3 separate regions of the Mus musculus genome follow, and regions 1 and 2 are each linked to region 3. The links are chromatin loops, found by intact Hi-C in ENCODE. Cell type or tissue: left cerebral cortex. All regions are shown on one strand.

Region 1 (8,000 bases), 340 kb after region 3:
CCATTCAGGAAAAAAAGGAGAGAGAGAGAGCTTTTTCTTCACTCCACTTCTTGTAATTATGATTCACCATAGTGAAATAACCCACACTGTTTGAAAGTCAGGTGTGGGAAAGAGTAGTATTCTTCAGTCAAAATTCCTCTCACCATTCTATGCTAATTTCCCGTCTGGGTTACCATTAGGAGTTGGAGGAGACAGAAAAAAGAAACAAACACAAAGATGACTAAAATACTCTTCCTAGTTTCAAGAAAGGTCTTTATTATGTCATCCAAGGATCGTTCTTATATTTCTTAAAAATAGGGAAGAAGAAACGGCTTGGAATCCTAACCCACTTCAAACAACTGCTCCTATTTTTGGTAAGACCAAATATAGGTGGTGAAACCACAATTAAAAACATTTTTACCACGAAGCAATAAATGAAAACATAAACCTGACTAATGAGTTACATAGTATAGCACCTCCATCAAATTCTTAGACACTTCATCATGGCTGATGTCACACACAACTTGGAGCTCCTGCCCCATGTTATGGTTGATGCATTGGGCTGACTTGGGAAATAGAAAACCTGATAAGTCTGTCTACCTTTAGATTCTTCTCCCAACTCTATAACAGAAACCCATACACCAACCTAGAAATTACGCCCATGAGGCAAAGAGTAAATGTAGTCTCATTGTGAACGAAGAATGGAGTGCTGGGTTCTGACACCCACGGTATGAAATCCTATATAGCAATCCCCAGAGGTTTAAAAGTCCTGCTGGTTTACAAACCTAAAATCTAAGTTACTAAAATTGTTTTTCTGAAGCAGGATTAAAGCCCCGTTCTAGTCTTTGTTTTAAGACCAGCTGTGATTCTTTTCTTGGTAGAAATCGAACAGACAAAATCAAGTTGTAAGTAAAAGACTGTGTCTCAATAAGGTCAATTATAAAAAAAAAAACAAAAAAAACCCACAAACACAAACACCCCCTGCTTTCAGTTGATTTACCTGGGAGGATTTATGAAATATACTAGAGTACCAGGAAAGCAGTTGTCTGGTTATTTCCCAGGAGAATAAGAATACCCAGAGGGGCAAACTAAAGTTACAAACTAAAATCAAAGTATCCAGAAAAGTCCTAATCCAACACGATTTACTTAAATTATTCAACCTTCTCCAGAGTATCCGACAATGGTGTGCCAGTACCTGCCTCCTTTTACTTAGAGGAAAACTAACTAGCTGAGTTCATGAGTTGTCCAATAAAACAAAGGCCAAAGCCCACAAGAATGTGTTAGTACAAGAATCTCCACCTAGCAGATGAAAGGGAAACTCTACCCACCAAGAAGTTGATCTCCAATGTAGGTCCAAGCCTAGGAATGTTACCTTCCTGGACTCTGAGGCAGGACCTCCCAGAATAGAGCTTGGCGCTTAGAGAGCATACAGGCTACAGAAGAAACTTTGTAGCCCCTCTCTTTCTATTTGCTAGTGAAATGCTTTTATCAGATGCTTAAGAAATGAGAGCTGCCAAGGAACATGGGCATGGGATTGAATGAGTCCTCTCCTTTCTATAAGCTCTGTTTTGGAAGGAAGTTATTTAATATAGAAAGTTGGAACACTTGGGTTTAGAGGAAAGAAAAAGAAAGATCCAGGGCAAGAGAGATGACAGTTTAGAGGTGCTTGATGCTTGCAGGGACTGCGATTGGCCCTACAACTGAGTGCCTGCAATTCTGGCACTGGGAAGGTAGACTGGGATTGTCTTGAGCAAGATAGCTAGACTGGCCAACTCTGCCATTGAGGGAACCTTCCTTGAAGAACATAGTGGAGAGTAACCCAGGAAGACTCTGAACATTACCTTGGGCCGCCATACAAATGAGCAAACATTCGTGCATACACATTTGCGCATACACATTTGCAAGCACGCCATACATGTAGACACGTGAGAACGGTGGCATGATGGGAGAAACAGGCATCTCTAGTCAAGAAGTAACCTATCTTGGACGTTACTTAAGCGTAATCCAAAGTGACACCCAAAGGGCTAAGCTTGCCCCTGCGTTTCCTCATGCTAGGATGTCCGCTAGCAATGAGTGGGACCAGGAAAAGCATGGGCAGATGCTGAACGCATGGACTGGAGTTCTGTGTGTTCATGAGGACAAATAGGAGAGTTCACCTCTGTTATCACCTCTGTTCCTGAGGCTTTTGAAACCAGATACACACACACACACACACACACACACACACACACACACACACACACACACACACACGGTTTCAAAAACCCAGTCATTCCCAGTTAGTTTTCTTTCTCTGCCTCTTACTTGCAGATGGAAATGTAAACTCCCATCCACTGCCTACAGCCATGCTCCCTGCCATGACGGTCACGAACTCTAACCCTCTGGGAACACAAGCCCCAAATTAAATGCTTTCTTTTATAAGCTGTCTTGGTCATATTGTACTATCACAGCAACAGAAAACTCGCTAAGCCTACAACCTTGGCAATTAATCCTTAGCACTTGGGTCGTCTTGAAACAGTTTCTCACGGGTCTGGAACTTGCCAGTTTGGCTGGAGTGGTAAATGGTGTCCCAGAAGCCTCCTCTCTCCCCAGTGCTGGTATTACAAACATGCCACCATGCCTGGCTTTTACCTGGCTTCTGAGATGGAGCTTGGGTTCAAGTAACTGACCCAGTCATCTTCCCAGCCCATTTTGTGACACATCTAGCACCATGTTTCTTTAACATTATCATGCCCGAGAAAGTACATAAAGAAACGTCTTCCTAGCCAGATAGCTCAGGTACAGTGATTTCTTTTTTCCCTAAAAGCAATTGGAAAAAGTAACAAATATTCTAAAAATTATGCTTCAGTTCCTCCTCTAAATCATATATGAGGACTTTTGGGGTGACAGGTATATCTTATAGGAAAAAATTATGTATAACTAGTTTTAATTTTATTGGGAGGAGAAATGTGATCGTTTATATTTGCACTATAGCAAACCTTAATGATAAGTTGGTTCTAGATCCTGAGAGTTTCAATCAGGAAATTTTATAGCTACAAAAAAATTTGAATATTTGCATAAATATTTATCTTTTATGTTTACTCAAAACATTGGGAGATTAAAGGTGACAAATATTTCGGAACTTACAATGAAGGCACTCTCACAGAGACAGTCTGAAATGTTTTTGTAAGTCTTTATTGCTTTCTCTCCAGGAAGCCTGCCAGAAACCAGGAATATATATATTCCTTAGCTGTTCATATTACATAAGTTGTGCTTATTTTGAATACAATCCTCAGGACACAGCAGGCCCCAATCAGCTCTGTGTAATTCTCACAGAGCCCAGAAAGCCTCCCCAGGTCTCATAAACTACAAGGCCCTGCTCACCTGGAAGAGACCTCAGCTCATAGTTTTCAGTCTATCAGTACAGTCAACTCAATACAATTCAATTTTACTTTCCCCATCTTGGAAAATAAAGGTAGCAAGGCCAACCTCAAAGAACATTCAGGGGGGAAATTAACTAACTATAAACCTTTTCTTTAAGACTTGTGACATTCAGTATGAAGTTGGCTAAAAGTGACAAGACTTAGTCGTTGAAAATGATTATGAATCTGAGCAGAGCCTCTCTCTTCTGGGTCTCAAAATCCCTGACCAGTAAAGTGAGGATATTAAACGTTTGCTCAATCCTAACATGAGGAGGGCAGTGTGAATGCTTATTGCACTATATAAAATGCTATTAGGATAAAAGGATAACACTATAAAGTTCTATGTGCCTGCGATCACAAATCTAAGACCATTTTTCTCCCTTAAAAATTGGATTGACATCATCTGGGTTGTTATTATGACGAACTGTCTCTGGCATGGGATCAATATTTGTGACGCTTGTTAAAAACTAGCAATGAGAAAATAGTCATTGCAGACTATCAAAAAAAAAAAAGTTAAAACTTTATGAAACCTGGTCTAAATATTTGCCAAGGAATAGAATGCTTTAGGGATCTCAGTTACATTCCAGAGATATTTTTTAGCACGGTGCGTCAGTTTGTGAGTCAGAACGAAACTTCACTGAGTACATCATAGATGAAGTCATAACTGTGAGAAAATGCAGGTTTTAACGGCTTCCCTGGCACGTAGCTATCAGTAGGGCTCCAGTTATTTATAAGAGACAGCTGTGTCCCCGCACACTACTTTAGTGTGTCCTTCTCCTACCATCCATGGTCCTGCTCAGCAGGATTCACCCTTTGCCAAGGGAAGGGACCTGCTACAGCACGTGTCCTTTCTGCTACATGCTGGTTATAGCCTTTGAAAACCATCTTAAGTAGAAGGTTGGCTAATACAATCCCACAAATTGAGGAATTAAGGGGTCACTCAGCTTAACGTTATATGGAAATGTTAAAAAAAAAAGGTAAGTGGGAAGAGGTTTGGGGTCCCAATTTCTATAATATATGCACCTAGCTCTCCCCCCCCGCCTCTCTCTCTCTCTCTCTCTCTCTCTCTCTCTCTCTCTTGACTGCTAACCTAATAGAAACAAAGAAATTCAAAACAAGGACAGAACCTACAGAGCTAAGTTAAAACAATTTCCTTTACCCAATGTTCTTATGAGAACCATTTAAATATATAAGGTCAGTTTTCAATAATCTAAGAGGAACAAAAAAGATCCATTTCCTGAATATAAAATACACTTGCGGAAAAACAAGGCAACTCTCGTGAATGTAGGAACTATCACTCTACAGCCACTTCCTCTCCCATCTCTTCCAGAATGGTCCATAGAGCAGACATTGTGTGCACAGCCTGGGGAACACATGACCCATGCAAATAGAGCCCTTCTGTTTTCTCAAGTTGTTTCACAGGACGCTAACTCTGAAAGCTTCCTCACATATAGAAGCATGTTGTATCGACCAACAGCTTCCTCCCAGGAAATCGACAGCAGTGAATAGGATCACCTGGGTAGCCCAGCAGACACCCTTCCTTCTCTGAGCATCTCATGGCTCTTCCGGTCCTAACCACAGACTCCAGGAACCACAAAGCAACATAGGGCGACCATCTCATATATAACCAGGGTGATTCTCTCTGGGTGGGGCAGGGAAAGGGGTTGACAGTATCTTGAATTCTATGAAGAGAAGAGAAAAAGAAATCCCTCCAAAGAAATGAATGCTAAGATTACAGCATAAACGTTTTCTGAGAGCATTCTCATTCCTTCCATAGGTCTAAGGCTTAACACACAAAATACCTTTGACCTTGGAAGACACTGTCTTACATTTTGATTCTAACTGAGCTCAGAAGCCTGGGGAATTATTTTCTCAGGAAAAATATTTAGTTCATTTCTAAATACCCACGGCCTCTCTAATAGACTCGGGAATGATGGAATTGTCTAAGAAATTCTTATCCACTGAACTTTTTTTCTTTTTAATGAAAGGCTATTATTTCTATATTTACTAAAGTAGAAAAGCCACTGACAGTCAGAAAGGGGCAGCACTTTAGGGCTGAGAACACAACTCAAGTGGTACAGAATATTCCAGGACCCGCTGTGTGAGGTGGTAACAAGCCAATCATCGCAGCACTCGGGGTTTAGAATCCAAGGCCAGCCTGGGATGGAGAAGCCCGTGCCTAACACAAAAATGTTTTTTCAAACGTTTTGAAAGGACAACATTTTGTAAGATTTTGTTGGACCTGTAAAAGCAGAGGATCTAGAAGAGCAGTTGTGGCTTTTAAAGCTACTGGCCTTGCTTGGAGAAGAGCAAAGTCATAGTGACCTGAAGCATGGTTAGGCCACAGCTTCTTTATTTGCACATGAAAGCCAACAGGGGAGAAAGTCTTCCAGAGAATGGCAAAGAGCTGCTCATTCTAAGAGAAGCCAAGCCTCTAACCCTCCTGATGCCATCTTTGGAGGATGCTCTGCTCCGCACGCAATCCACTCTCATATTTATACCTTACAGACACTAAAGTCACAGACAGGAGCAAAAGCATGCAGCAGCGGAGAGTTGAAGCCTTGGCTTCATTTTTAACAAAAGCAAAGGCCACAGTGTTGGGAACCAGGAGATCCAGCAGGGCCTTGCCTTCATTTCTAGTCACCTTGGCCATTGATACATTGCTTTGGTGAATGGAAACAATGTGACCCAGTTCCAGGAGTAAAGAACAGTGACTGTATCCATTCCAATGAGGTCCCTCAACCTCTCCCAGTAGTAACCCCCTACAATGCATGGCAGGCCTATTATCTGGACCTTTTTTTGGGTTTCATCAAGAGAAATGCAACAGGATTGAGGGCCTAGCTCAGCAGCTAAGTGTACATGCTGACCAAGCACGAGGACCTAAGTTCAAATCCCCAGATCCCACCTGGAAAGCTGAGAATGGTTATACATGTGACTGTAATCCCTGCTCATCGGGGAGAGAAACAGGAGGATTTCTGGGGAGTGGTGGAGTAGTGACATCTTCCACTGATCTCTTTGCAGGCACAGGAGTTTGTACATCTGCACAGGAATGAGTGTATACATCAGGTAAGTTCTCTCATACACCAGGTACGTTCTCTCGTTCTCTCTCTCTCTCTCTCTCTCTCTCTCACACACACACACACACAGAGAGAGAGAGAGAGACACAAATACAAGAGTTTCACAGCTTTACAAACAAAAGACCTACATTCTTATAACATGTGACACTTCATAGCCCCATGTCCTAGGACAGTATCTGACCCACATGGAAGCCACCATGGAACTTGTTGTGTGGTTTCCTGATACACTGTGAGTTTCCTGGAGCTGTGGTTCCCATGTGGTTTCTCTGATTTTTGATGGAAAACACATCCAGTGGTGTGTCGGCATGTCGATGAGGGAGAGTGGGAGAACTAGGGGTTAAATCCAGCAGTGAGGAGCAGAACGGGAGCGGTATTCACTTTAACAAGCCGTCAGCCCTTTGAAAAAGGTCTAAAGAACGCTATGCAGTGAAGCTTCCTCGAAGGCCCTTGGACTAACTTGGGTCACCCAGCAGACCCCAACCTGACAGCATGCAAACCGACAGCGCTTACACGTGGATGTCTTCTGGTGTTTGCATGCTAGGCATGTGGATGAGCAATGCCCTTTTCATTTTAGCAGAGTTCCTTGGTCCTATTTCCACATCATAGTTTTTAGAGTGACTGAAGAACAGAAGCCCCAATCGGAGCACAGCCCTTCTTCAGGAGATGCCCAAGTGCATTAGGAGGCAAATCCAGGGCATTAGCTAACACACACCATGATATGCCCAATTCTATTTCTCATAACATGCTTTATCTTAATTCTACGCCATGGGTTAATACAGCTTTGTGACTTAATAAAGCTCGTTGCTGTGCACTAACCAGCACACACTAATAGCACAAGGACAAGAAAATGGCTTTAAAACGTCCATGTGACCCAAAGGCTACTAGGTATGTCTGTTACTTCGCAGGCTATCTACATTTGTGTCTTCTTTCTCTGCACTAATAACATCTAAGCACTTCTTACATAAAACAGCTGCCAAACACTGCAAAGTTCCTATTTTGAAAATGCAAATTTGGATTAGTTAGCCACTTTAACTAGCATCAGCAGAATAGAGTCCTTAAGTGTGACAGCAAACATTATTATGCAGACGACTCCATATCTGCAGGAAGACCCAGTGAGAATATGCAGCAGCCGGTTCTGAGACTAGAGCGTTATTTCTGGGTTGATTTCAAGATCATCATGTGGCACACACAGAAGTAATCTTCTGATTGGGTTTCTATCTTATAATCAGTAGAAAATATGTCTGCCAAGGAAGGCTGCTAGGTACCAACTCTCCTTTCTTGACAAAGTTTGGTATGATAACTTCGGTATGATAACTACATCCTGGGACAAGAAACTGTCAATTCCATTAACTTAGAGCTGCAAAGCTAAGCAGTTTTAGATACCAGAAAACCAACTACTGACATTTTTTAAATCAATATAAAGTTACAGTGGGCTCGTGAGTTACATCTGCTTACACATTTATCACAAGTTGGATTTACAACCACTCGGAATGGAAGAATCTAAGCTATTTGTCAAAGCTAGTTGGGACTGGGTGTGGTGCTG
Region 2 (8,000 bases), 330 kb after region 3:
AAATGGCTGTTCTGTAGAAAATTTTAGCTAGTGGGGAGTTTGGAAGCTGAGAAGTTATGAGGAAGTACTCGTGGTAATCTGCAAGAAGTCTAGTGGTCACGTAGTCCTAACGGTCATGAAGATGACAGTTCTCATTGTCACGTAGATGACAGTCCCAGACACGTGGACTATGAAGCATGAAAAAAGGCAAATCAAGGGTAAACTGAATGACTTCATTTGCTTATCTGCAGGCTGACATTCTCAGTGGTAACCCTTGGGAGACTGAAAGGGAAACTGTGGGCTAATTGGAAGTTTGCCTTTAGACAACTTTGTTTTTTTTTTTATAAAGACTTCTTTATTTATTAGGTATACAATGTTCTGTACTGCATGTATGTTTTCATACCAGAAGAAGATATCAGAACCCATCATAGATGATTGTGAGTTACCATGTGGTTGCTGGGAATTGAACTTGGGATCTCTGAAGAGCTCTCAGCCTGTGGGCCATCTCCCCAGCCCAGCCTTTAGACCTTTAACCTTTAAGGATCTTAAACTTTAAGATCCAGGTAAGATATCCATGTGGGGGACTTGAAGTGAGTTCCATCTTGAACTCCAGCAGAGAGGGGTCTGCACTCTAAAGTCATGCTCATTGGATCTTAGGAACTGAAGTGGTAGAATGGCTGCCAGTTACTGGCAGACAGCAGACAGGCTTTGATTTTGTTTGTTTGTTTGGTTGGTTGGTTGGTTTGGTTTGGTTTGGTTTGTTTTTAGTGGGGAAGAAGCGGCGAAGGAGGGAAGCAATGGAGGAGAGATAGCACATGAAAATGTCACATAGAGAAAACAGGTAAGCAGCAAAAAATGAGATTTGCCTTTGAAGATAATCTGTCTCAAAATCAGCTTAAAGAAAATGAAGAGAACTATCCCAGCCTCCATTGTCCCCGTGTTCTGGAAGCAAGTGTGGGTGATGGTGACGCCTGCCTTTAGGGGCGTTTAGACACTGTAGTAAGAAGCCCAATCTTCTACCCTCGCCACAAGGCCTCCAGGCAGGCTCAACCTCCAGTTCTTAGGCAAGCACGAGGCTCAGAGAAGTCAAACCTGTTTCCTGGCCACAGAGGTAAGTAGTAAGCAAAGAGTTCCTGCAACACCCACTCCCTCACCCGCTTCACGCAAAGGTAACTTATTATTCTCTATATATCTCAGATATCTCAGTAATGTGATTAGAACATACTCAGAAAAAAACATCTTGGCTTTTCATGTCCCCTGAAATAATACTTTCTCTATATTGTGCTATTTTAAAAATTTCTCACAAAGTTGCCTGTCCTCTTAGGTAGCATAAGTCTCAATTCCATGGTCCTTTTCACTATATTTTCAAGAAAACATTAAGTACCATCTTTCCGTTAAATATTCCTCCATAACATAAATGGCCAGGACGAAGCTCCCGGTTCACTTCTAAATGCTTTATTCTGTCTACTTATGTGTTCACTTATTATCGTGCTTGTGTGTAAAAGCACATGCCAGGACTCTCACACAGCAAGATGGAGGACAACTTACAGGAGATGGTACTCTGCGTCCACCATGTGAGTACCAGGTTTCAAACTGAGGCCATCATTCTCACTAGCAAGTTCCTTTGCTCACTAAGCCATCTTCTAGCCCTGGTCTCAACTCTTGAAAGGAACCAAAGCTTTCCGTAGAATAGCTTCCAAACTCTTAGGCGGTTTGTTCCAGGATCGCCGTGGATGCCAAAATACGAGGATACTCGAGTCCCTTGTATAACGTGCCTAATGTTTACACACAACCAATGTGCATCTGCCTGCATGTGCCCCATCTCTTCTAGACTACTTGTCAAAGCTAAGGCATTTAAATAATTGTCACCATGCAAGATATAGGTACTAGAGACAAGAAAAAAGTCTGTGCATGTTTAGATAGAATTGTTTTAAAACCTATTTTCAGTCCCTGGATGGTTGAATGTGCCCATAAATATGAAGGGCTGACTGTGTGCCATGAACCAGGCCTTATGAAATATATCCCTAGCAACTATGTTACTTTTTTTTTTCATTTTTCCTGATGATGTGAACCTCAGAGATATGAAATGAGTTTTTTTTTTTTTTTTTAAGCCTTAGACCAGTAACACTAAGCTCAGGTCGATTATGAATCTTGTGAATATCATGCTGTACATCTCTGAACTCCAGATAAGGGTTTTTCATCCAGCTTTGACCCCACTTCTTGCCTTCCATAAGAACTGAAGAATCAGGACTACCGCTCGGGAACGAGATGGATTTCTTCATTTTAATATGTCAGAGATCCCCGCCCTCCCCACCCCCCCAAGGGTCTCACACTGTCGTCCTAGCCTGGAATTCACGCTGTAGTCCCTCTTGCCTGGCACTTAGAGATCCTGCCTCCTAAATTTTGGGATAAGAAATGTAAGCCTCTAAGCCCAGCCAGACAAAGATTCCATTTGTAACCGAATGGAATGCCATTTAAGAACCACTTCTCCTCCTTCTGGAAACAGCTTGTGGTAGAACCTTCTAGAATCTTTTTTGAAAAGCATTCCTGTGTGGGAACCATTTTGAATTGCCTTACATTCTGAATAATCCTCTATTAATCTGCCCATTATCCTTACAGATGGATTCAGCTAGGAGAAGGAAAGTGGACAAAACAGTTTAGTGCCTAGGAACGTCCAGAACAAACAAAGTACAAAGCTCCACCAAGCCAGAGGAATGGCACACTTGAATTGTATTTCAGATGACACATCTGGGGTTGGAGAAATGGCTGTATGGTGAAAAACACTTCCTGCTTTTGCAGATAACCTAGGGTCAATTCCCCGCACCCATGTGACCGCTCACAACTCCAGTTCCAAGAGATTCGACTCCTCTTTTGGATACCATGGGTACAAGTGTAAGTGCAGGCGTGACAACCATGTACATGAAATAAAAATAAAGGAATGTATAAAGAATGGTACATTCAAGGGGTTTGTAATTGTTTATCGTCCTAGTCCAATGTAAGCATGGAGCCCTGGAGCAGACAACCAGGGAGTAAATGGAACATGATTAATCAACAGAAAGTAAAACCTTCAAGACAATGTAGAGAGAACAGTAAGCAACAAATAAAAGGTAAATTTGTTATACCAAAATTCCAACTAGCCTCAGAAATGTAAGCGACTCTCCTTATATGTATTCTAGTAGTTCATCTTCTTGCTGGTATATTGTGTGTGTGTGTGTGTGTGTGTGTGTGTGTGTGTGTGTGTGTGTGTGTATTTATTTTGAAAAGCTAGAATTTGCTCTGAATACCAAGGCAACTTCAGCTCCTGGAAGCAAAGGCGGCTGAATAGATAGCAAGCAAAATACAGTCTCTATTATTCTTAGCTTTAAAAAAAAAATTTTTTTTTTAAATACCCTCTGGGGAATTTGCATACTAGTCAGACTTCAGTGCTGAAGTGGGTGGTTCCGGCTGAGAGCAAGCTCTATTCTTGGATGTCTGCGCTGCGGCTGAGCAGGACAGGGATTGCTCAGTGCCGCTACGGACGGAGCCTTAGAGTCGTTTCTTTTAATGGGGTTCACCTGTCAAGTCCAATTTCCCAAACCTGAGCAAAAAGCCCTTGTAATGAGGCACGCTATCCTTTTCTTGGCAAAACTCAAAACCGGGCTGTTTCTGTCTGTCGGCCAAATCCTGAAGCATAGTCTTGCGCTTCCATTAACGAGATTGCGTTCTCTTCAGATGGAAGGCTCAGGAATTTCTCTCATCTCTTTTTCGCCACCCCCCCCACTCCCACCCCCACTTCTTTTGTTAGCAAAAGTGTGTCACAAGTCAACACACTTTCCTCAAGGCAAAACAGGTGCCTTCCTTTCTTTCTCTTCTTTGAGTAGCACTGTCATTATGTGGCTGAGTTTCAGGTTATGTGACTCTTAGCTACTCTTACTCAAGGCTTCACCATTCCATTACCAGCCAGGAGTCTTTGGTGCCTATTCAAACATTTTCTATCTGAATAAACTCACAGCTTAGAAGGCAAAAAGATGGTGAGGTTGCTAATGCAGAGCCTTTCTTTCTAGTGTTTGGGCTTCAGGATTTTAGACTTTTTATCAAAATATCTACATCATTTTAGAAGTCAAACAAAAATACAAATAAATTAAATTGGTTTAAGGTCTTAGTTGTTTCTATATACAGGGGATCTTGTAAGCTAAATATTCCTCATCTTAATTAGTATCTGAAATTGGTTAGTGATTAATAGAGTATACATTTTTTATGTGAACTACCCGCCCCTTTTTCTTGAGAAAGCTTTAGTCCTTTAAATCTTGGACAATGACCGGAAAGCTTAATGAGAGAAAACAAGTGAGTGTTCTGCTAAATGATCCCAAATCTGAGTGGGGTAATCTGTCCCTCGCCTCCTGGAATTTTAACACACTGACCTGAGAGAAGGAAAAGGAAGAAGAAGAAGAAGAAGAAGAAGAAGAAGAAGAAGAAGAAGAAGAAGAAGAAGAAGAAGAAGAAGAAGAAGAAGAAGAAGAAGAGGAGGAGGAGGAGGAGGAGGAGGAGGAGGAGGAGGAGGAGGAGGAGGAGGAGGAGGAGGAGGAGGAGGAGGAGGAGGAGGAGGAGGAAGTTAGATAATGCCAGTTGATTAATACGTTGCACTAAAAGTGAATCTCCTGAGTTCAGAGGAGAAAACTCAGGGAGAGTATAAAATTACTTTGGTGCAACAACAAAAAATAACAAGAAGCAAATGTGATGTTTGCAATGTCAAAAACAATATGGAAGTGGGGAAGGGGCTGGGGGGTGGGACACAAATGTGTGTTCTGTTGTGCTGTGTGTTCACGGATACAATGGCACTCGGATTGTTTCCAAGCCGTGTTGTTTCTCAGTGTTATTCCCTCTAGGAATCTCCTTGAGTCAGATGTGCTTGGACGCATGCAGCTAACTGCTCTTAATAGCATGGCACTGGGAATGAGAAGGAATGTACTAACCCGGCCAGTCCCCGGCCTCTGAGGTTTCATATCCCACTGAAAATGTTGTCATTAAGAAGTCAGAAAGCATATAATCTCATGATGAAGAATGGCTTATTTCAAAACTAATGCCATCCCAAACCTTCACGGAAACCTGCTGCATTTCCCTTTCTGCTTCTCCGTCAGCTGCGGTGGAGGGGTTGAAAGAACGACGCCCACCATTGTAAAAGAGCCATCCCCAAGCTAAATACTTTAAATATCAACTGCTTGGCAGAAAAGGGGGCGGGGGGGACCTGCCAGTTCAAATGATACTAACCATAGCTCTTCTTGAAAAGCTCCTGTTGACTGGGAATGGTGGTACGTGCCTTTAGTCCCAGCATTTGGGTGACAAAAACAGGCAGATCTCTGTGAGTTTGAAACCAGCCTGCTCTGTATGCTGAGTTCCAGATCAGCCAGGACTATATATAGGACTGTGTCAAGCAAACAAACAAACAAACAAAACACTCCTAGTGTGAATCCCAAAACTACTGATGACGCCACGCCACCATGATACATATTTAAGATTGTCCCCTAAGAATCCAGTTTTCAATATTGTGCAAATTAGTTAAAATAGATATCAGATCAAATACACCTGCAATGTTACTGTCCAAAGGCTGGACTGAATCTAAATGATGGTGATAGATCTCACCAATCCTGAAACAATGCCAAAGGCCCCTGGGGTATATGTAACATTTGTGCAGCTCAGTCTCCATGTAGCCCCTCCCCCAACAACTGGAGGCGAGGCTGTCCCTAAAGCTGTAACCTGACTGTGGTATCTGTTCCCCAACAGGGTTGCCTCATCTGGCCTCAGTGGGAGCGAATGTGCTTGCTTTGGCAGAGACTTGATGCACTGGGGGGCGGGGGGGGGTATTTAAGGGGCTCCCGCCCTCTCAGAGGAGAAAGGAGGGGGGATGGGGAAGGACCGCTGGGAGTGGGGACAGTAATTGGGATGTAGATAAAAATAAAAAATAAATTGGTAAGTTTCTAAATAGATATTTTCTCCACTAAATGAAATAATTGGAGTTTGTTGTATGTCAAACTAACATCTAGAAGGAACACTATGAAACTGATGCTCCATTCAAGCCAATCGGGTGGTGGATTTTAGTTGTTACATTGTGGATGTTTAGTTGTTCCATTGCCTGCCTTGGTAAGGAACTCGAGGTCCAGTGCTCTAATGTATAACCGTTAGGAAATAAATGACTAGATGCAGCTCAGATTTTAATGATGCCACACCCTTCAGCGCATAAGCTGAAGTGTGTCACCTTACTTCACGTATCCCATGCAGTGACTCTGGATGGTAAATGTTATCCTGAGGAACCCCTGTTGGCTCTTCTCACCCCAAATTCTGTGAACACTTTAATTAAGATGGTAGGTGGAGAAAGTCAGTCTGTTAAATATTACTTCCACCAAAGCATGTTTCACAGCAATAAATGAATGACATTTAATATTCGTAACTACTCCACAGTAGTTGATAAATTTAATTCATTTTGCAAAAATAAGTATTTTTCATTTTAAAGATAATTTGTAATCTTATACACATCTTCCAGTTTGTTGAGTCTGTTGCCTCCGTAATACACAACCCCGCCCCCACATGATTTTATATATTTGAGGGCAACTGCACTTGCTCTGGATATTCCCTGCTGTTTTTCTTACCTAATATAGTTGGCTGGTGGCTAATGCTTTTACATATTCATGTGTGCTGTGCTGTCATGCAGTAAGAGTTCAAAATCATTTCACTGTAAAAGCAAGAGGTCCAAGGGCTAGACGTGATCGTAGCACGGCCTGAACTCAGAAAGTCCATTAAGCTAGTCCAACTCCACCATTTCTGCTTCTCCAGGTGTGGTACTGATTCCAGATACTCAGAAAACATCTAGAGGGGTTCTCTCTCCTCTGTATGCAGCACACAGGAATAGAATCAGGCTGACTCGGACCCACAGGACCATGTGCACATGCGCATTTCACAGCCTTCACAAATTCTACCGGAAACTGACACTCTAAAAGATGAACCTGTCATGTATTTTTCTGGGCATTTCTCTCCGATTCAGGTCTGAGAAATCTTTGCCATGGCTAGGTCTCTTTCTTTCTTTCTTTCCTTTCTTTCTTTCTTTCTTTCTTTCTTTCTTTCTTTCTTTCTTTCTTTCTTTCTTTTTTTCTTTTTTTTTTTTTTTGTGGTTTCCAGTATCGGATTGGAAAACACCCAAGCAACTCTCTGAGAGACTCGAGAGACAATCACCTCCTTTCTTACCCTCAAGAACTGATGTGCATGCCGAGTCTGTACAAAAGCCACCTTTCTCCAGCCTCTTTCCCCATGTGTGGCACAGGGGGACCCTGAGCACACAGACGGTCACTATTCCAGTAATGGGGTCATCAAAGGGTGACGGCTTAGCACATCTGCCTGTGGTATACATTGCTAGCTGGCACGTGCACAAACTTCTACATATTTCAGCTATCAAGGGGGATCTTGTCTTACAGATCACAAGTTTATGCTCCCTTGAAGCCAAAGCAAGTGAGGTCTGGGTAAGGTGGAAGCAGCTTTCTCCTGGCTATTAACCCATCACGGCGTTCGGGTCCCTCGCCTACCTCTGGTACCAATTGACCTGCAGGCAGGGCAGGCCTAGATGCTGGCCCACCGCTTCACAATTTATACACATAGGATGTTTCTCAAAGATTATAATATTCTTCCCAGCCTTCAAGACACAGCTCTTGGTTGTCATTTAATATTTCATTCACAATATTCACTCTCTTAAAGCATTAATAACCACACCCACACCATGGTTGGGTGTGAATCCTTAGACGGTTTTTCCTGTTCATCTTAGGGGATAGTGGTCTTGGATTCCACTGTTTGGGGTGTTTTGTTTATACCTATATTAGTCAAGAACACTTGAGAATCCTATGTCTTACCTCAGTTCAATTATACTCAGGAAAAGACACCTACATTACCGAAAAGGAGGGGAAAATCAAGCCAAAAGCCAGTTACTACTTTTTAATTGTTTAACTTTATTACTGTTGCACCATTTATACAATTACATATAATTTCAATGCATCCATTGT
Region 3 (8,000 bases):
GTGACTTAATGAACATGGAGTAATTTCAGGTCATATATCTATAAAAATAGCTTATCATATTTCATAAATATTTACAATTATCATGTATGTGTGTCTTAGGTAGAGTTTTACTGCTGTGAACAGAGACTATGACCAATGCAACTCTTTTTTTTTCTTTTTTCTTTCTATTGGTTATTTTATTTATTTACATTTCAAATGTTATCCTCCTTCCCAGTTTCCCCTTCACAAACCCCCTCCCCCGTATCCCCCGCCTTTATGAGGGTACTACCCCCACCCCCACCCACCCCCACCTCAGTGCCCTAGTCTATGACCCCCTATGCTGGGTCACAGAGCCTGCACAGATCCCCTCCCATTGATGACAGATAAGGCCATCCTCTGCTACATATGCAGCTAGAGCCATGTACTCTAGAGCCCCCATTGTACTCTTTAGTTGGTGGTTTAGTCCCTGGGGACTCTGTGACCTCTGGTTGGTTGATATTGTTGTTCTTTCTATGGGGTTGGAAATCCCTTCAGCTCCTTGGGCTGGCTTACAGTTTCATAGATTCAGTCCATTATCATCAAAGCAGGAACATGGCAGCATCCCAGCAGGCATGGTAAAGGAGGAACTAAGAGTTTTACTTCTTTATCTGAAGGCTGCTAACAGAATAATCACTTCCAAGCAGCTAGGACAAGGGTATTAAATCCCACACCCACGGTGACACACCTATTCCAACAAGGCTACCCTTCCAAATAGTGTCACTCCTTGGGCCAAGCATGCACAAACCATAACAATGTGTGAAAAATTTTAAAGTAGCCCTATGATGCTCAATGGGTATTGTTGTTCTATTAGTTTGATCACATTGAGGCTGGCATTTCTGGAATTCTCCTTTTGCTTTGCTTGGTCATATTTCTTCCTTTGTGGAGACAAAATGGATGCAGCTGCTTTCAACATTACAATCTGAATTTGAGACCTAATAGAGAAGTGCCCCCCCCCCCGCGCAAGATTATGTCAGGAATGTCTTATACCAGGTGCTCATATCAAGAAATCAAAATTTTCCATAAAAAATTTGGCAAGTATATACTCATTTCTCCAGATTCCTATGTAAAGCATACCGACACTCACACTTGCAAGGGAACATGAGAACTTAGGTTTTCAACTGTTTGCTCTAGGTTGATAATTGATGAGCAGCTTAGAGATATGAGAGTATGAACTAAAAATAGTGTATGTTTATTTGAAGAAAGATATATGAAGATATATATATATATATATATATATATATATACACAGAGAAAGAACTAGATAGATAGATAGATAGATAGATAGATAGATAGATAGATAGAATATAAATATACAGGATGACAAATTATATATGACTTGATACATACAGATAATAGATAGACAAATGGATATATAGAATATAGGTAAAGATAGATATACAGACAGTAAATGGATAATGGATGGTAGAAAGATGATAAAAGGTAAATGGATGCTAAATAGAAGAAGAATAGATAAATGATAGATTAGATGATAGATAGATGATAGATAGATTGATTGATTGATTGATTGATTGATTGATAGATGAAAGGTAATAGATAATCCAATGTAGATAGAGCATAAATGGGTGTGTACATGTGTTTAGTTGATAGGTAGATAGATATAATGATATAAAGATATGTAATAGATAATTCAAGATAGATAGAAGATAGAAATAAAAGGTAAGGTATATGGATGACAGATAGACAGCTAGATGATAGATTATTAAATATAGATCAATGATAGAGATAAACAGATATGATATATAGATGATAATAATAGATAAATGGTAGATAAAGTAAAAATCAAGAGAGAAGCCATAAAAGAGGTAAAGATTGTTCTTCTATTTCTTAGAAAGGGGACAAAATACTCATGGGAGCAAATACGGAGATAAAGTATGGAACAGAGACTGAAGGAAAGGCCATCCAAAGACTGCCCGACCTGGGGAACCATCCCATATACAATCACCAAACCCAGACACTATTGTGGATGCCAACAAGTGCTTGCTGACAGGAACCTGATATAGCTGTCTCCTAAGAAGTTCTGCCAGAGCCTAACAAATAGAGAGGCAGATGCTCACAGCCAAGCATTGGACTGAGCTAGGGTCCCCAATGGGGTCCCCAATGGAGGAGATGGAGAAAGAACTGAAGGAACTGAAGGGGTTTGCAACCCCATAGGAAGAACAATAATATCAGTCAACCAGACCCCCCAGACCTCCGAGGGACTAAACCACCAACCAAGGAGAACACATGGAGGGATCCATGGCTCCAGCTGCATATGCAGCAGATGATGGCTTTGTCCAGCATCAATGGAAGGAGAGGTCCTTGGTCTTGTGAAGGCTCAATGCCCCAGTGTAGGGGAATTCGAGGGCAGGGAGATGGAAGTGGGTGAATGGGTGGGGGAACATCCTCATAGAAGCAGGAAAAGGGGGGATGGGATAGGAAATTTGCGGGGGCAGGAAAGGGGATAACATTTGAAATGTAAATAAAGAAAATATCCAATAAAAGGAGGGAAGAAAGAAAGAAAGAAAGAAAGAAAGAAAGAAAGAAAGAAAGAAAGAAAGAAAGAAGGGAGGGAGGGAGGGAGGGAGGGAGGGAGGGAGGGAGGGAGGGAGGGAGGGAGGGAAGAAAAAAAGAAAGAATTAAAAATAAACAGCAATAGAGCAGTAACTGAGATGCATATACACACACTCTCTCTCTCTCTCTCTCACACACACACACACATATACAATTAATTGTGAAAACTAAGCCATTACATGAAGCCACATATGAATTCTGCCAAGTTACTCCCGTTGTGCACCTGTGATGGATACTAAGAGCATCCTCACTGTGCCTAGTGTCACTATTGCTCAGGGCAGACACAGTGCTTAGAAATCCCGGTAAATGTTAGACACCAGGTTTTTGGGATTTTTTCCTATAAGCAAATCAAGCTAAGCACAAAGCAAGAACTCCTCTGAATGCCCAAAGTTTAAAATCCTATACACTGTGACCAGTGAAACAATTTCTTCACATTCTTAAACTAGAACTTGAAGGGCTAAGTCTTTGCAGAGTCTGTGTCATTTACCTTGAAATCACGTCTAGGCACGGTACATGACTTGCCATTATTACCATTCCATCATTTCCTTCAGGTAAGTGCAGGGCGTGAGAGCATAGTCATGTGATCAGGACAGCAGCTCCGAGTTCTAGGACATCTTTGCCCCTTTTCCTCCCAGGCTCCCCCATAACTTTTAAGTCATATGAAGGGACAGGCTGTTGCCTTCTTTTTACAAAGGTGAATTGTATAAAATATTCTTTTGACAACACTGGCTGCCTAAGTAGATAAAAAATAATTCATTGCAGAGCAGCCCACAGTTAAGCAAATCTTATGTCCTTTGAGGAGAAATTCAATGAAATCTCTCAAACTTTTCTATAACGAGAGTTGTATAGAAAGGGTTAAACATCATATCTTCTCTCAACAAACCAGATTAGACTGCAGAAATCTTAGAAGTGGGACTCTTTGCTTGGCTTCTGTGTCCATCACCAAGCCCAGAGCCCCCAACACATATTAAGTGCTGGTAAAGTAATTTCACATTTAGTGAGTATCAAAATAAGAACAACCAATGTTTTGGTTCAGGTATTTAAACTATAACGAAATTGGCTTGTTTCCCATGGAGAGTCAATTCCTGGACTTCATTCTAAGGACAGAGCTCGAGTTCGAGATCATTAAGCTTTCCAGTGAAACTCCTAGAAGAAATTTATACAATGAAAGCCGAGGCAGGCACACACTGGCCCATACATCATGCGCACGGTGTCGCTGAACAGCCTTTTGTCAGATCGTTCAGCCCTGGTAAAATACATTTTTCTCAGAGAGGATAAAAGGATTTTCCTCAGGGCCCTCATGGATTTGCTGCCCCTAAGAAGTAGAATAATACAATCCCTTGAAGAAAGGGATTCTATAAAATCATGTTTCTTTTAAATTTTTATCTATACAACACAATTACAAATTTTAAGCATTAAAAAAATGAATATAATATGATTCTTACAGCTGAGAAGCTAAGATGTCCACTTATAAAAAAAAAATCGGTTTTAATACTCAGATCACATGTGAAACAGCTCACTGTCAACACCAGGGGAGGCATTTTACATAGAAGCAAAGGGAAGGCAAACAAGAATCTCAAGTCAGCCCTGCGCGCATAAAAGCTCCTTTATTGTAGGGTCTTCTCATTCAGCTGTATTTTTATCATCCTGCATGAGGCTTAGCCAGAACGGCATGAGCCATGCGTGAGTTGCCCCGTGAGTTTGAACACATAAGCTGTACTTGATGTCAGTAAAGCCACAGGAGAGCAGGCTCCTAGCACACAAGTGCAGCCCCAACACTTTCCATTAAGGCAGTTTATTCCATTGAATGAAAAGGAAGCACAGAGAAAAGCAAGCGAAAGGAACAGCAAACAAACAGACAGACAGAAATAAGTCAGTTCCGAAGCAGCAGGCTGACGCGTTAATTGAACATTACCTTTTCCTCATAGAGAGAGGCACGCATCACGGTCATTTCTGTCTTTTCTCACAGTGCTGATTTCCAACCCCCAGCTGAGCAGGCAGCTGTGCTGAGCAGGAAACTGGTGTGCACAGCGGGAGGGCTGCATCCTAATGCTACTCCCTGAAACTCTTGCTTTATTTCGGTTGCCCTGTTGTCATGAACAATGCCAGACACGTGCAAAGATGTCCTCTTTCCCCAGTGGTGGTACAAAGATCACAGTGATGGGTTCTCTAAAGACTTCAAATGCCAGCACCACCTCACTTTTATTGTTATTTTCAATGTAGCCTCCAAAGAGAAGGGATTGGCTGCTTTTCAGGGTGTTTAGAGATTCAGGAGAGCTCTCATTAATCATATCATAACAGAAGGGATAATGGCAAAATAGACATGGAAGTTAAAGCATATGGGAGGAGAGTTGATTGTTCCTCCCCTCCCCTAGCCAAAGAAAGAAAGACAGAATAAAGGCAAGAAAAAGAGAGAGAGAGAGAGAAGCTGCACAGTTGCATACCAGTTTTTCTGTTTTTTCCTACATTGTAATATTGGAATGCTTATCATTAATAAAAGCAGAAATTGTAACGTATATATATATATATATATATACATACATACACACACACATACACACACACACACACACACATATATATATATTTAATAAATGTAGCAATGCAAATCAGTGAGCTTAAAGTAAAGCCGCATTTCTTTAAAATCCCTTGAGTCCAGAATTACTTTCTCTCTGTTACTATTCAGTGACAGTAAAAATGCTTCAGTGTCCTCTGGAAGACACATGAAATGAAACGTAATTATAGGAGAAACACTAAGCGACATAATGGCTGCAATCGCTAGCTGCAGGGCATGATGGGTTCTATGAGACTGTCACACATGAATCAAGCATGTCACCTCAGCAGTGGGATCTGACGAAGCCGAGCCTTAAGAATCAGAAGAGGCAATTGTCCGTTTTTCTGAAAGTATTAAGCATTACTATTCATTCCTAACATACGGAATTCCATATAAATACCTCCTGTGTCACTGTCAATTATAAGGACTTTGGGGCTTAATTCTTGAAATCATGTTTAATTGTTTTGGACAACTTTACACATCTATTTTATAGTTTCTAAGTAATTGAGTTCTTTATCATAAAACTATCAGGCATGAATGTCAGTATAAAAATATTTATTAATAAGATTGATTCCTAGGCACTTTAGGGATTTTGCTTTTTTATGTTCCCTTAATTATACATACAGATAGATAGATGGATAGATAGATAGATAGATAGATAGATAGATAGGGAAAACACAAGGGGTTAAATGCTAACATTCATAAATTTTTATTTAAATATGGACTATGTTACTAATAGATATTTAGAAGCATATAAGTTTTATACCCAGAGAATTTTATCACTTGAACTCAAAACAAGATTACATACAATGAAAAAAAATCAAACATAAATATCACCAGCACGTAATCACTCAGGAAATTTTCCTTGTACATCAGATAAATGTTCCAACCAAAAAGATCGGAGAAAATAGAAAAATAACACACAACGACTGTGGTGCAACAGATTATCAATTGATTTTGCCTAATGCTGAGCATCGTTATCTCATTGTGGATGTTAAATCACTAACTTTGTAGAGTCTTGCAACCCAAACGTGTCGACTTGTCTTTTCAAAAACCCATTGTGTGCTTCCTACAAAGAGGAAGAACTTACCCTCGAAGGAAAAAAATCAATATTTTATCTAATAATATTTCTTAAACCAGCATTCACCGTTAATAGCAATATATTGAACTCTAATCAAAGATACTACTTATTCTAGAAAGTAAATACGATTATTCTTAAAACCTGAGTAGAAAAGAATCTTATGTTAGTATTTTAGAATTGTATCTTTTATCATGTGCCAAAATAATTTCAACAAAGTCATTAAGCTTAACAGCGGAATTGGACTTGACAATAGTGAAGACGTATGAAGATGAGGGAACACGCACACAAAGGGAAAGACTTGACCTGATGAACCATATAAAATTTTAATGTACTAATGGTTATTTTTCACTTTTAATTGACACATGTTTGCACATCATTAGCCAAGTATGGTAATGTGATACATATGTACAATTTTATGATCCAATCCATCTCCCCAAACACAGTACCTGTGTAACGGCAATGTCTGAACGGATTTCTTGTGTCTATTTTGAAGTATCTAAGAAACTAATGACCTTCTCTGTAAGACACCAGAACCATTTCCCTGTCTAGCTATATTCTGTTCCCTATTCCCAGCCTCTTCCCTCCGCTTCCCGGGCCTGACTGGCAACCCTCTCAGTTTCTAAAACAAGTCTATAGTTTGCATTTTCACAAATGAGTGAGAAACTAAATAATATTTTAGACTAGACTATGACCGTATTACTTGAAAACCTAGCATGGATGTAACGAGAAACATACGACTTCTGTTAGGCAACTGACAAAGAATGTGAACAGAAACTTTAAAAAGGCAAAGGTTAACCAGACAGACACAGGAAAAGGTACCAAACAAGTACCAAAACTCAAATTCAATTAAAATTAACATTCCACTACCACTTATTAATTAATTTTAAATATGTGATACTCATTAGGTCAGATTGGTACTTGCCAGGAAAATATGGCAAACATATATCCGAATGATTACTTGTTCGATGCTAAAATTATATATAGGTTCTTTCTTTTCAAAAAATGTAGTATCCTTAAATAATGCTTAATATAGTATATATAAAGACTAGGAAAGTCCAAACAGTAGCTAAATGTCTAATAAAATAAATCATTCAAAAGTGAAAATGAAATTTGATCCTGGCAGTATGCAGAGAGTGAGGCTGTGAATGCTACCACAACTAGACGATGTGTTTCCATGACCGGGTCAAGACCCAGGTAAGGACACAAGGGATCCACAGAACTGAACATCCCCTTCCTGTCCTAGCCTGCCTATGTACACTCACCTCCACAGAAGCATTGATCTGACTCTCACCTCCTTCAAGTATTTGCAAGAGAGCCAACAGCTAAACGGACCCATCTGTTTGACAGTCTCCAATTCAGAAATGGTTCCAACTTTTTCCCACCTATGAGAACTGGCTTGCCTAAGTTCTTGCAAAAGAACTGACCCAAGAAACCCTGTCTCAGCACTGAAACTACCGTAGGGCCTGTGCTGGATGCCCTTCATTTCAGCAAGCTGAATCCATCTTATTCTGCTGTACTGAACTATGAATGGCCAATGGCAGATGCCCTTCAATAGACTGACACTGACCATCTCCATGTTGAGTACGATGCAGCCACTTCAATATGAGCACGCAAAATAGTGAGAGACCCACATGAGAGATAAGGAAAGAAAACAGAGTGCAGGGGTTTAAAATACTACTTCTATTTATTGGTAATCCTAGGAGTTCATAATTTTTATTTCTATTTCCTCATATTATTGAAGTTTCTAAAAATTGTAAAAATAGATAAAGAGAATAG

The links. Peaks named below come from ENCODE experiments on the same cell type or tissue, not always from the same donor. Only the 100,000 strongest peaks of a DNase experiment are listed, where the experiment ranks them.
Region 1: a loop joins it to region 3, with 2.1 times the contacts of the local background. A loop is called at or near these places in 6 of 42 quality-filtered maps.
Region 2: it touches region 3 in a loop (3-fold over the local background); 6 of 42 quality-filtered maps call a loop at or near these places.

What each region holds. Positions count from the first base shown.
Region 1 is chr15:25,365,669-25,373,668 of GRCm38, forward strand. The region is part of intron 1 of Basp1 (brain abundant, membrane attached signal protein 1); the gene reads right to left. Among named protein-coding and RNA genes, the nearest start is that of Gm36555, 37 kb to the left of the region's middle. In left cerebral cortex, no CTCF peak of the experiment used is centred here; DNase peaks (open chromatin) are centred at 587, 3,207, 4,036, 4,884 and 3 more places; H3K27ac peaks cover 6,145 bases.
Region 2 is chr15:25,355,351-25,363,350 of GRCm38, forward strand. Basp1 (brain abundant, membrane attached signal protein 1) reads right to left here. Exons shown (of 2, transcript NM_027395.2): 2 at 7,927-8,000. Among named protein-coding and RNA genes, the nearest start is that of Gm36555, 27 kb to the left of the region's middle. In left cerebral cortex, no CTCF peak of the experiment used is centred here; DNase peaks (open chromatin) are centred at 3,430, 4,919, 5,090, 5,603 and 2 more places; H3K4me3 peaks cover 506 bases; H3K27ac peaks cover 1,767 bases.
Region 3 is chr15:25,022,722-25,030,721 of GRCm38, forward strand. Gm2824 (a long non-coding RNA gene) reads right to left here and starts at 202. Exons shown (of 5, transcript XR_001781655.2): 1 at 1-202. In left cerebral cortex, a CTCF peak has its summit at 4,103; DNase peaks (open chromatin) are centred at 3,256, 3,748, 4,291 and 4,585; H3K4me3 peaks cover 2,154 bases; H3K27ac peaks cover 2,084 bases.